Linked DNA regions of Homo sapiens: region 2 is linked to region 1. Evidence: chromatin loops called from intact Hi-C (ENCODE). Cell type or tissue: Caco-2. All regions are shown on one strand. Links, peaks and the distances in the headings refer to the core of each region. The heading gives the core; the rest is flanking DNA.

Region 1 (6,143 bases), core at 738-5,737:
CAGCAACATGAACCCATTTCTTTTAACGCTTATAAAGAGCTAAGAAAAAGCATTAAAGAAAATGGAGCCACTAGCCCATTTACAAAAGGAATAATTAAGGACTTGGCAGACAACTTCCGTATGACCCCATGGGACTGGTCAATGCTAGCTAAAACAACTTTGGACCCTAGCCAATACCTCCTTTGGAAGGCAGAATATGATGAGTTGTGTGAACAACAAGCCAACCAGAATCAGGCAGACAGGCAAGACATAACAGCTGCTATGCTCCAGGGGAGGGGTCCCCATGCTGATGTACAACAACAACTAGATTTTGATCCCCAGGCCTATGCTCAAGTGTCTTTGTGTGCTCTCAGGGCTTGGGACTGAATTCCCAAAAGCGGAGTTCAACAGGGATCTTTTATAAATGTTCGACAGGGGCCTCAGGAGCCATGTGTTGAGTTTATCAATCGGTAAACCAAAGCAAATAAGAGACAAATTAGTCACGCCCAGGCCACTGATATCTTATTGGTGCAACTGGCTTTTGAAAATGCTAATGTGGATCGCCAGCAAGCAATGCAGGCAATCAGAGGAAAGGCAGCCACAGTCAGGGAACTTATACAACCATGTCAGCTGGTGGGAACTGAGACACACAAAGCCAAAATATTGGCTATGGCATTAAGGGCTCCTAAAGTAAAAAGGGAGAGAAGCCAAAATTATTTCCTATGCGGAAAGCCAGGTCATATGAACAAGGAATGCCCCCATAGTAGAGACCAAAGTAACTCAGGAAAGAACCCCCTTCTATATGCCCCCAATGTAAAAAGGGGAAACATTAGGCAAATCAATGCAGGTCAAAATTTGAAAAAAACGGAAACCCCATAAGTAACCAGGTAGGAAACTTCATGAGGCCCCGCTACAAATGGGCAACGCCAGCAGCTTTCCTTGGTCAGATGGAAAGTCCACAGTCCTCTCTCTCAGAGCAGGCACCACTGGGAATGCAGGACTGGACTTACTCTGCCCCAGTGAATTAGTGCTTAAAGAAGAAGACCCTAAAAGGGTTACAACTGGGATCTGGGGCCCACTGCCTCTGGGAACAGTGGGATTAGTCCTAGGGTGGTCTAGCTTATCTGGTAAAGGAATTAATGTGCTCACTGGGGTAATTGATAGTGATTACCAAGGTGAGATATAGGTTAAGATGGAATGTAAAGGTCTGCATATTCTTCCCCCTCGATCAAAGACAGCTCAGTTACTGATTTTACCATACTAGGTCCCCAAAGCCCACAGAAAGGAAAGGGGAAGGGAAGTTTGGGAAGCACAGGAGACACAGGAGTATATTGGAATCAATTAATCACTGACCAGAGACCCATGATTACCTTAGAAATTAGAAATAAGAATTTTACTGGCTTATTGGACACAAGGGCGGACATTTCAATTATTAGTGATCAAAACTGGCCAGAAACTTGGGCTTGGGTCACTCAGAAACAAAAAATTGTCGGCATTGGGGAAGTGCACACAGCCAAGCAGAGAACGTGCCCCCTAACATGTTGCAATTCAGAAGGAAGAAAGGCAATTATGCAACCTCTAATCATGCCCATCCCTGTTAATCTTTGGGGATGGGACCCATTAGCCCAATGGGGGTCACTCTGCAGACCCCTTTCTAACAAGGGCCACTGTTATTATTCTTCCCCTACCCCGATGTGGCTCTCTCAAGATCCTATTTGGGTAGAACAGTGGCCTCTGAAGGGAGAGAAATTACAGAGGGTCCATGAATTAGTTGAAGAGCAATTAAAAGCTGGACATGTGGAACCATCTAATAGTCCTTGGAATTCGCCCATTTTCCTCATTCCCAAAAAGTCTGGGAAATGGAGACTTTTGCATGACTTACGTGCTGTTAATGTCAATTTGCAACATATGGGACCCCTTCAGCAGGGGCTCCTTTCCCCCATGGTGATTACTCAAGATTGGCCTACAATCATTATTGACTTAAAGGACTGTTTTATATTTATATATATATATATATATATATATATATATTCGTTATACTTTAAGTTCTAGGGTACATGTGCACAACATGGTTTGACACATAGGTATACATGTGCCACGTTGGTTTACTGCACCCATCAACTCGTCATTTACATTAGGTATTTCTTCTAATGCTATCCCTCCCCCAGCCCTCCATAACCCAAGAGGCCCTGGTGTGTGATGTTCCCCGCCCTGTGTCCAAGTGATCTCATTGTTCAACTCCCACTTGTAAGTGAGAACATACAGTGTTTGGTTTTCTGTCCTTGAAGGACTGTTTTTATATGATTCCCTTAGCAGAACAGGACAGAGAAAAATTTGCGTTTACAATACCAGCTATCAATAATGAAAGGCCAGCTTGTCAATTTCATTGGAAAGTGCTTCCTCAAGGAATGCTAAATAGTCCTACCATGTGTCAGTATCATGTAAATCAAGCTTTGCTACCCAGTAGAAAAGAATTTCCTGATTGCAAGGTTATTCATTTATGGATGATATTCTACTAGCAGCCCCAATGGAGCCAATGCTTTTAAATGTATTTACCTCTGTCATAAAGAATACATAGCTAAAAGGTTTAATCATTGCACCCGAGAAAGTATAGATGTCTTCTCCTTGGAAATATCGTGGGTACATACTAACTTCCCAGTCAGTAAGATCTCAAAATGTTAAATTAAATATTAGAAACTTACACACCTTAAATGATGATCAGAAATTACTAGGTGATATCAACTAGCTCTGCCCTACTCTGGGTATATCTACGGATAAGCTGCAAAACCTGTTTTCTATCTTAAAGGGCAATACAGCCCTAGATTCTCCCAGATATTTAACCCCTGCAGCAAAAGGGAAATTGAGGAAATAGAATAAACCATCTCTCAGAGGCACCTAGATAGCATAGATCCAGGCTACTCAATTCAAATGTTTATCTTTCCCACCAAACACTCCCCTACAGGGTTAACCACAGACCCCAGGACTGCACTTTCTAGAATGGTTTTTTTGTTTTTGCTCACATACCAGGACTAAAACACTAGTTCCCTATATCCAGTTACTTAGTAAAGTCATCTATTCAGGCTGCAAATGATGCAGTCAGTTGCTAGGTTATGATCCTAATATCATCAGGATTCCTTTAAGTAAAAAGCAGTTAGAAGCAGTATTGCCCTTATCGATGGACTTGCAAATAGCACTCTCTGATTACACAGAACAAATAGAGCATGTCCTTCCCGCTGACAAACTCCTTCATTTCTTATCTTGTACTCCTGTGATCTTGCCTACACAAACAGTTCACTCCCCCATACCTAATGCTTTAACACTGTTTACTGATGGATCTGGTAAACATGGAAAGGCGGCAGTCTTTTGGAGACTACATAATTCACTCACTTGATCTGGATTTACTAGCACTCAAAGAGCTGAGACTGGGGCCCTGATATTGGCCTTGGAAACTTTTTCGGCTCAGCCCATCAATATTGTTAGCGACTATGCCTACTCTATTTATTGCAGAACCTTGCAACAGCCCTAATTAAGTCCACTCTGGAGCCCACCCTGTGTGCTCTTTTTCTTAGACTTCAGCAATTGCTAGATCAGTGTATACATCCTATTTTTATCACACATTTTTGAGCCCAGAGTTCACTGCCTGGCCTATTGGCTTACGGCAATGATCAAGCAGACCTTCAGGTTATGACATCACTGCTTGACCAAGCCACCCAATCACATCAATTTTTACACCAAAATTAGAGAAACTTATCTAAACAATTTCAACTCACCCAGAGACTAGCTAAACAAATTATCCTGCAATGCCCAGATTGCCAGCTCACAGGCGCATCCCCACCTTCAACACGTGTTAACCCTAGAGGACTAGAACCTAATCAGTTACGGTAAACAGATGTTACACACATCCCCGAATTTGGAAAACTTAGATACGTACGTGTATCCATTGATACCAATTCTCAATTAGTGCCCATGCTTTGCCTGGAGATTCCACCCAATATGTCATTAAACATCTTTTAACTTTTGCATTTATGGGATGGCCCACAAAAATTAAAACTGATAACGGTCCAGTTTATGTCAGCTCACAATTTCAACAATTTTGTCACACATGGGATATCCAACATTCCACAGGCATCCCATATGACCCCCAAGGACAGGCCATAGTAGAACGTGCCCACTCCACCCTTAAAAATATGCTCAAAAAACAGAAGAGGGGGAGTATGGGTAAAGACCCTGCAACGCTACTAGCACAAGCCTTATTTACCCTTAATTTTTAAAATTTAGATGACAAATTTCAATCAGCTGTAGAAAAGCACTTTGCTAAAACCTCTCAAGACATAAAACCTGCAGTTTTATGGAAAGATGTAAACAGTAATATATGGTGTGGTCCAAATGAATTACTAACTTGGGGAAGAGGGTACACTTCTGTCCACACCCCCTCAGGTCCTCTTTAGATTCCAGCATGATGCATCAAACCATACCATGGCATGGCTAGGACCCAACCCGGTACCAGAAATGAAGGAACTGACCTTACAGGACCCACAGCCCTGGACGATGTGGCTTCTGTGGACGACAAAAGCCCCGGACATTACCTGGGGTATGCTGAAGAGGACAACTCAGGAGGCTGAATGAATCCCGCTCCAGACACAGACACCATTCACTTCAGATAATTTGTTCCTTGCTATGCTGTCTGTTGTACATTGCAATTCACATAGGGTATTGCTCCTTTTTAGGCCCTTGCTTTGTCTGCAACCTGTACCTGCTACACTCTATTGGGCTCATATCTTAGATCCGCCTTTCTTTAGTCCTGTCACCTAGGCAGACACCCCCTTCCCAGGCTTTAATAACGTGACTGCTTGGCTAGGAGGGATAGATTTACCCCCAGTGGGGTCCCTCATTAATGGCACACATTGGACTAAGATGCCAGATAACAATAAGTATCACTCCAATATCCTCCCACTATGCGTTAAGTTATAAAGGTTCTAACCCTTACTGTGTACCTGCTCAAACACAATTATGGCTACATCATGGCAAAAGAAATGCCTTAACAGTCTTAGCTGCAGGTAGCCTCAAACCGGGTAATTCAATCAATGTTGCTTTCCCAAACATTCCTTCCTGTGCTAAAGAACAAAGCCAGGAAAGTAATGAATTCCACTTTAGCTGGGAGGTCTGTCACAGGGGACAAGCCTGTAGCCTCCAGTTAGGCAATTATAACACCTTAGACTGGAACCCTCATGGCCATTTGCAGGACAGCCTTACTGATGTCCACATCCATCATGGCATCAATCACAGTTTCATAGCCTTGTTCCATCCCCCTGTGATTTGGGCCAATGGGGGGATGGGATATCCCAGACCCCAAGTAAAGTCCATCCCACTTCAAGACACTTTATGGTGACTGGGACATCTTAGTACTTCCTTTGACACCTGGCATGGGACATATCATAATTCCAGTAACAACTATACTATAACCTTTATTCATAATCACACTGATCAGTGCCTAATTTGCACTACCCATCCATATGTTTTCCTTATGGGAACTAATATTTCCATTACACCCAAAACTCTGCATTTGTGACCCAGGTGCAGGAACAGGCTTGGTTTGTCTCATGTATCACTAATTATAATATATCTAATTTAAATATTACTAGTGCCATGGTATTAAGGAGACAATCTGAGGCATTCCTATCAGTCAATTTGACACACGACTGGCAAGGTTCCTCTGCCCTTGCCACCTTAGAATGTACCCTATCCCAGGTCAGACCCAAAAGATTCATAGGCACACTTACAGCCTTTATAGTCTCAGCCATAGTTATCCTAGCAACTGCTAGTGTGGCTGTAGCATCTATTACTGAAACAGTACAAATGCTGTTTTTGTAGATAATTTGGCCAAAAATGTGTCTAATGAACTTCTCTTACAGCAGGGTACAGATCAAAAGATTCCTGCAAGTCTGCAAGCCCTTGAGGCTGTCTTGGAATATGTGGGGGAGTGACAAGATGCACTGGCATTCTGTCAACAATTAAACTGCGACTGGGAGCATAAACATATCTATGTCAGTTCTCTACCATGGAATCGATCAATGCATAGTTGGGATGAGGTGAAACAATACCCCTGGGGAACCTTTCATTACAACTTAACAGCAGACGTAAAGCAACTTACAACTGAAATTTTA
Region 2 (6,143 bases), core at 525-5,524, 100 kb before region 1:
ATTCTGCCTAACATAGAGGCCCACACTCTTTCCATTTTCCTAGATGGTAGCATGTTCCCTTATAGTTAAGAGAAAGCTAAACCATCCCTATTGTCTCGAGGCTGAAGATCTTAATGAAAGACATAGACAAAAACACAATGACACAGAGTTGAGTAACCCATATTTAACTCAGTGGAGAACAAGGCACTAAGATGGTACATGAAAGGATCTAAAAAAAAAAAAAAACAACGTTTTACAAGAAAATAGTTTCTGCAATGTATTTAAAAATTACCCAGATTCTCTTTATTAAGATAACACTTAATACATCCTATCTCTAGTGTTCACAGCTTTTTTGGAGGAGTGGGAGTTCTATGTGTCTTATAATTTTTGGATTATGAGGATATAAGAAAAGAAAAAGAGCATTTTGAAAGCATGCGTTACAGAAAGTCCAAAGAAAAATGAATCAAAACACAGGTTCTGAATACAGACACTTTGGGTTCCAAACCAAGTTCCGCTACTTACTTGCCGATTATTCGATTACGGTCCCTTTACTTAACTACCCTGTACTTCAGTGTCTTCATCTACAAAATGGACATAATAATACCTATCTTATAGAAATGTTATAATAATTAAATGAGATTATATTTTGAAAATAGTTGGCCTCATTCCTGAGACATAATAAGCACCCCGTGACCAATGGTTGTGGTTGTTGCAGAACAATCCAGTAGAACACTTTGACAGCCATCGTACAGTCATGGAGGCCAACGAGGCAACATTTTCAAATAATCACAGTCCATGAATAGGAAAAGGAGAAACCGAGCTAAGAACTTGGCCACACTGGGAAGAAGGGGGATGAAGGGTAACTGCTGGAATTGGCACATAAGGAGACACAAAAGGGCTAGGCAACAAACTTGCTATGTATAACAAAGAAAGACAGCTTACTTGTGTGTTTGTGTGTAATTTTCTGTTGAATATTTCATACAGGAAAAAATAAAGCACCAAAGAAATTATTTTCATTGGATTAGGAAAAATTTTAAATTAAGAGATTCAAAATTTATGTGGCTTTGCTTTAGAAATAACCATTAGTCCATGTACCTCTAGCCTGAAAGCAGCTATATTATTATTACTAATGGGAATCACACATTACAACTTTTTTAAAAGTGGAAAAGACAACTGATTGTCATTTTTTTGTTGGTTAATAATAATGGAACTCTTCCTTTGAGGAAAAAAACAGCATATTTCTACTTTAAGTTATTTTTCTGTTTTCTTAGAATAAGAGTCAGCAAACTACATAGCTTGTGACCAAATATGGCCCACTGTCTGTTTTCATAAACAAAGTTTTACTGGAACCTGGCCTCATTCATTTTTCTACATTCATTTTCTACATACTGCATTCATTTTTATGGCTACTTTCGTGTCAGAATCTCAGAGCAGAGCAAACGTAACAGAGGCTGTACAACCCACAAATCCTAAAATATTTAATTTATACGACCCTTCACAGCAAAAGTGTGCCAACCCCTTTCATACAGTTATGAGGTATTTTGTATTACTATGCTCTGGCTACCGTAATAAAATACCATAGACTAGTTGTCTTAGACAACAGACACTTATTTTCTCCAGAGGCTCTCAGAAGTCTCAGATGAGGTTGGCAGCATGGTCGGTTTCCAGTGAAGCCTCTGTTCCTAGCTTGTAGGCAGGGGTGGGGAAACATCTGGCCATGTTCTCATGATGTGGGAGAGAGCTCTTTGGTGTATCTTCTTATAAGGACACTAATCCTATTGTATCAGGGCCTCATCCTATGACCTTATTTAACCTTAATTACCTCCTTATCGGCCCTAGTTACACTGGGGGTTAGGACTTTAATGTAAAGATTTGAGGAGGATGTAATTCAGTCCATAGCGCATTTCACACCTCCAAACTCTGATTTTAATCTGAAATATCCATGGCCTTTTATCCCCAAATGTACCTTCTAGTGTGCTTTTCTAAATATATCTAGAAAAAATGTTGAAAAGAAAGTACAGTGGAAAATTTCTCTGTTGACTGTGACTAAAGAGACTATCTAGAAACCTTGCCACAAATGGTACCCATACCAAAGCACTTGAACTTGGAGAAAAATAAAGATAAAATGACTTCTGGAAAGCAGGACAAATTTCTCCACTGCGAAACTGAAACACACCCATTAATCCATCCCACAAATGGTAGTTTCCATCATATGGATGATCTTTTATTTTACTGGGCAAAAAAACAGCAGTAAAGTCCTTCAGGGTAATCTGTGATCAAGTGGGGTTTGAAGATTCAAATAAGCATTGATGGGTCAAAGTCAAGTTGTGGGCCTCATCATTCTTGTGCTATTTACAAAAAGGATATAACTCTATTTCTCCAACAACCACGGAGTATTTTAAGAGACACTACCCCATTCATCTTCTGAGTGCTCCTTGAAGCAAAGTGTCCCACATTTTATTTCTATTTTACAAATGAGAAAACTAGGGCAGAGAGCAGTTATACGCTTCTCCCCAGAGAGAATCAATCTCTAGAAGAACTAAAGATATAATAATTTTAACTCTTTTTGTTCTCTATGAGTTCAACCACAAATTAGTATATTCCATACCTCTCCATGAATAAAAAGGGTCTAATGCTCATTGGATAAAATATCATTCACACTGTAGTCATTGTGTATATTTCCTGCCATGTCAATATGGTGGATGACACTTTCACTTTGGTGCTTTTAAGGACTCCCTTCTTTATTATAGGTACAGAAACATGAACAACCATAAGAAAGAAATTATAAGCCAAATTAGATAATGGACAGAGCACCAAAAGTGTTGGTTTGAGATCCTAGCACCATACTGTCTTATGACATAGAAATAGGCACTAGCACCATCTAGTGAGAGACCAAAGTAACTCATGGATTATTAAGAGGGTTTGTCACCCAGGGGGTTCCTCTCATCGAGAGGTTTCAATTATTTCCAGATCAAAGTTTCTTTGGGCTTTATCTGACTCCTAAATAAGCAAGAATATCCTTATTAAAGTCACTGTAGGAGTGCAAGGGTTGAGCTTGGGTTGCTTGTTGTATTTTATTTTCCTGTGACAGAGTAAAAATGGCAAGGGCTAGAAGAGGTTGAGACCCAGTTGAAATCTATTCACCACCAGCTCTTTGGTTTTACACGAATTACCCAATCTCTCCAATTGTCTGTTTCTTCATCAATATAACGAAGATAGTGCCCATTTCATGGGTACTTGGGAAGATTAACGTTATAAAATAAATTTATGTTTCTCTATATGTTGACTCTCAACAAATATTAGTTTTCTCTTTCTCACAAAGGATTCCTGAGATTTTTTCACATAGCACTTGGTATGCCATAACAAAGCACAAGAGACTGGGTGACTTAAAAAAAAAAACAGATATTTATCTTATCACAGTTCTGGAGGCTTGAAGTCTGAGGTCAACGGGTCAGCAAGATTGCCTCTTTCTGAGGGCTATGAGGGAAAGATCTATTCCAGGACTGCCTCCTTGGTTTGTAAATGGCTGTCTTCTCCCCATGTCTTTTCACATCATCTTCCCTCTGTATATACCTGTGTCCCAATGTCTTTTTCTTATAAGCACAACAGTCAAATGGGATTAGGGCCTACCTAATGACCTCATTTTAATTAAATTACCTCTTTAATGATGCTGTCTCAAAATACAGTTAAATTCTTAGGTACTGGGGGTTAGGATTTCAACATATACATTTGGGGGGATTTTGGGGGCACACAATTTAGCTCATAAGAAGCACAGTAAGCAGACATCCATACAGCAAGTTAATAGCAGAGGCAGGATACATCCCAGCCCTGGGCTAGGGTGACATAGCCATGCTGTCCCTGAGAGAGGTAAACAGAAAAATAAAGTTTAATGGATCACATGGAATATCCCACTTACTTTTGTTTAAGTCAAACTATACCATCTTTTTCCTCCAGGAAAAAGGTTTCTGCGATTCTATAAGTATGACAATGTATTGTTAATTATAGCAAGTTCTTAGGTTCCCCAGGTAACTTTGAAGGTGGAATCAAAACATTTGTCCTATCCTCTAAATTGACTGAATCCACCATTCCTCAGTTATTACGCTACTCACCAGTGCTAAACCAACTTTGAGGAACTTCATTTCACTGTTTAGCTGACTCAGGAGGGGCTTTTTGTAATGTCTAGCTAATCTACAGCACAGCTCAGAATCTTCAGCAGCTAAAAAACTGCACTCTCCAGCTTTTATTCTAAAAAAAAAAAAAAAGTCTGCCAGCACTTTCAAAATGTATTTTGTGAGGTACACAAACATTAATATAAGAATAGCAAAGATCGTCCACCTCGTTGCTCTCCTATTAAGCAGATTCCCCTTTTACAGTCTCCCGCATAAGCAGCCTCTGCACTTGAGGTTTAGAGAAAACAGAATTGCATTGCTTTCTCTGCCTGCTGTACCGTGACTTCAACACCATCCTCCCCTTCCAACCTCCCCACCACAGCTACTCCCATGCCTGGCATCCAATTTTTCTCTGCCTGGACAAAACTTAAAACTCGTAATAAACACAAATAGGAGCTTCAGAATTGCTTATAATAGCACTCCCTAGTTATCATTATCATTATTACCTTCATTTATATTTTGAGTACCTATTTGAGATGTCTTCATCCACAGAAAGAAAACTCGGTGAAAAGATAGCAGGATCAAACAATACTCAGTTGTGAGAATCCAAATAAAAGCGGGTCTGAAAGATCAGGTTTGAATTTTTCTAGTTAAATTGCATATCATATTCAATTTCAAAGCTGGCTTGTGATATATTTACCCCAGTGTCTCATCCTCAATTTAAACTGTCCATGTTGTGCTGCCATGAACATTTAAGTACAGGGTTCCACACGGGCAACCCAGTAGTGCCATGTTTCAGCTCCAGCTTTGGCACCTCATTCAATCCTCAGTTACCACCTAACCCACTCCCTTAGTTCTCTCCTCTTTCTTCCACTACAAAGCTGATGCCTTGCTCTCCTTCAAGCTGGCGTATTCCCATTATACAAACATTACTGCTTTTACACCCAGCACCTGGATCTTGGTTTCTAATACCATTCTCCAACAATGGAACTGGGGCCGATTCTATGTCTGGAATACGGGGTATACAAGACGAGCCTAGGAGCATTCTGTAGTGTCAGAAAGTAAGGAAGTGCTAAAAATATTTAAAAATAAAAATATTTTTTAAAAGGATAGTTTATGTAAAAGGAACTAACCTGGAAGAGCTACAATGGCCAAAGCTGAAACGTTTTAACAACAAAATATAAAACATAGAATTAGATTATAGCACAAAGTATAAAATATACATGAGTCCATACTGATATAAATAAATGAGTGAATAAATACATGGAGGAAAAAAGACAAATCTTACATGAGGAAAAATTCTAAATAATACTTGTAGACACTACATACATACCTTTCCAGGAGGTGGAATTAACCACCCCCTGCTTTAAGGGTGAGAGCTGGATTTAGTGACTAGCTTACTGAGTATGAAAAGGCAAAAAACATAAACTTATAGTGGAGAAACCCAGAAAACACTAGCTAAAGGGAGTGATCAAGATTAACATCACCAATGAGCATTCATCTTGATACCATATACACACTAATATGACACGCTGAGAAAGGCATATTACCTCTGTGGTATGTGGCCCTCATACTCATAACCCCAATATAATCATGAGAAAAACAACAGACAAACCCATATTGAAAAATATTCTATAAAATATCTGCACTTCTCTCTTCAAAATTATCAAGGTCACAGAAAGCAAGAAAAGAATGAGAAACTGTCACAGACCAGGGGATACCATAAAAATGTGACAACTAAATGCATCGTGGTATCCTGGATTGACTCTGGGTACAGAAAAAGGACACTCTGATGACCAGTGATGATGAGCATTTTTTCATGTGTCTTTTAGCTGCATAAACGTCTTCTTTTGAGAAGTGTCTGTTCATATCCTTCACCCACTTTTTGATGGGGTTGTTTGTTTTTTTCATGTAAATGTGTTTGAGTTCTTTGTAGATTCTGGATATTAGCCCTTTGTCAGATGAGTAGGTTGCAAAAATTTTCTCCCATTCTGTATGTTGCCTATTCACTCTGATGGTAGTTTCTTTTGCTGTGCAGAAGCTCTTTAGTTTAAT

What was found. Hi-C counts contacts between places; a loop is a spot of excess contacts. Peaks named below come from ENCODE experiments on the same cell type or tissue, not always from the same donor. Only the 100,000 strongest peaks of a DNase experiment are listed, where the experiment ranks them.
Region 2: a loop joins it to region 1, with 5 times the contacts of the local background. A loop is called at or near these places in 1 of 110 quality-filtered maps.

What each region holds. Positions count from the first base shown.
Region 1 is chr14:80,465,551-80,471,693 of GRCh38, forward strand. No RefSeq gene overlaps it. Among named protein-coding and RNA genes, the nearest start is that of DIO2, 260 kb to the left of the region's middle. In Caco-2, for the core only: no CTCF peak of the experiment used is centred there; a DNase peak (open chromatin) is centred at 3,281.
Region 2 is chr14:80,361,616-80,367,758 of GRCh38, forward strand. The region is part of intron 3 of DIO2-AS1 (DIO2 antisense RNA 1); the gene reads left to right. Among named protein-coding and RNA genes, the nearest start is that of DIO2, 150 kb to the left of the region's middle. In Caco-2, for the core only: no CTCF peak of the experiment used is centred there; a DNase peak (open chromatin) is centred at 3,456.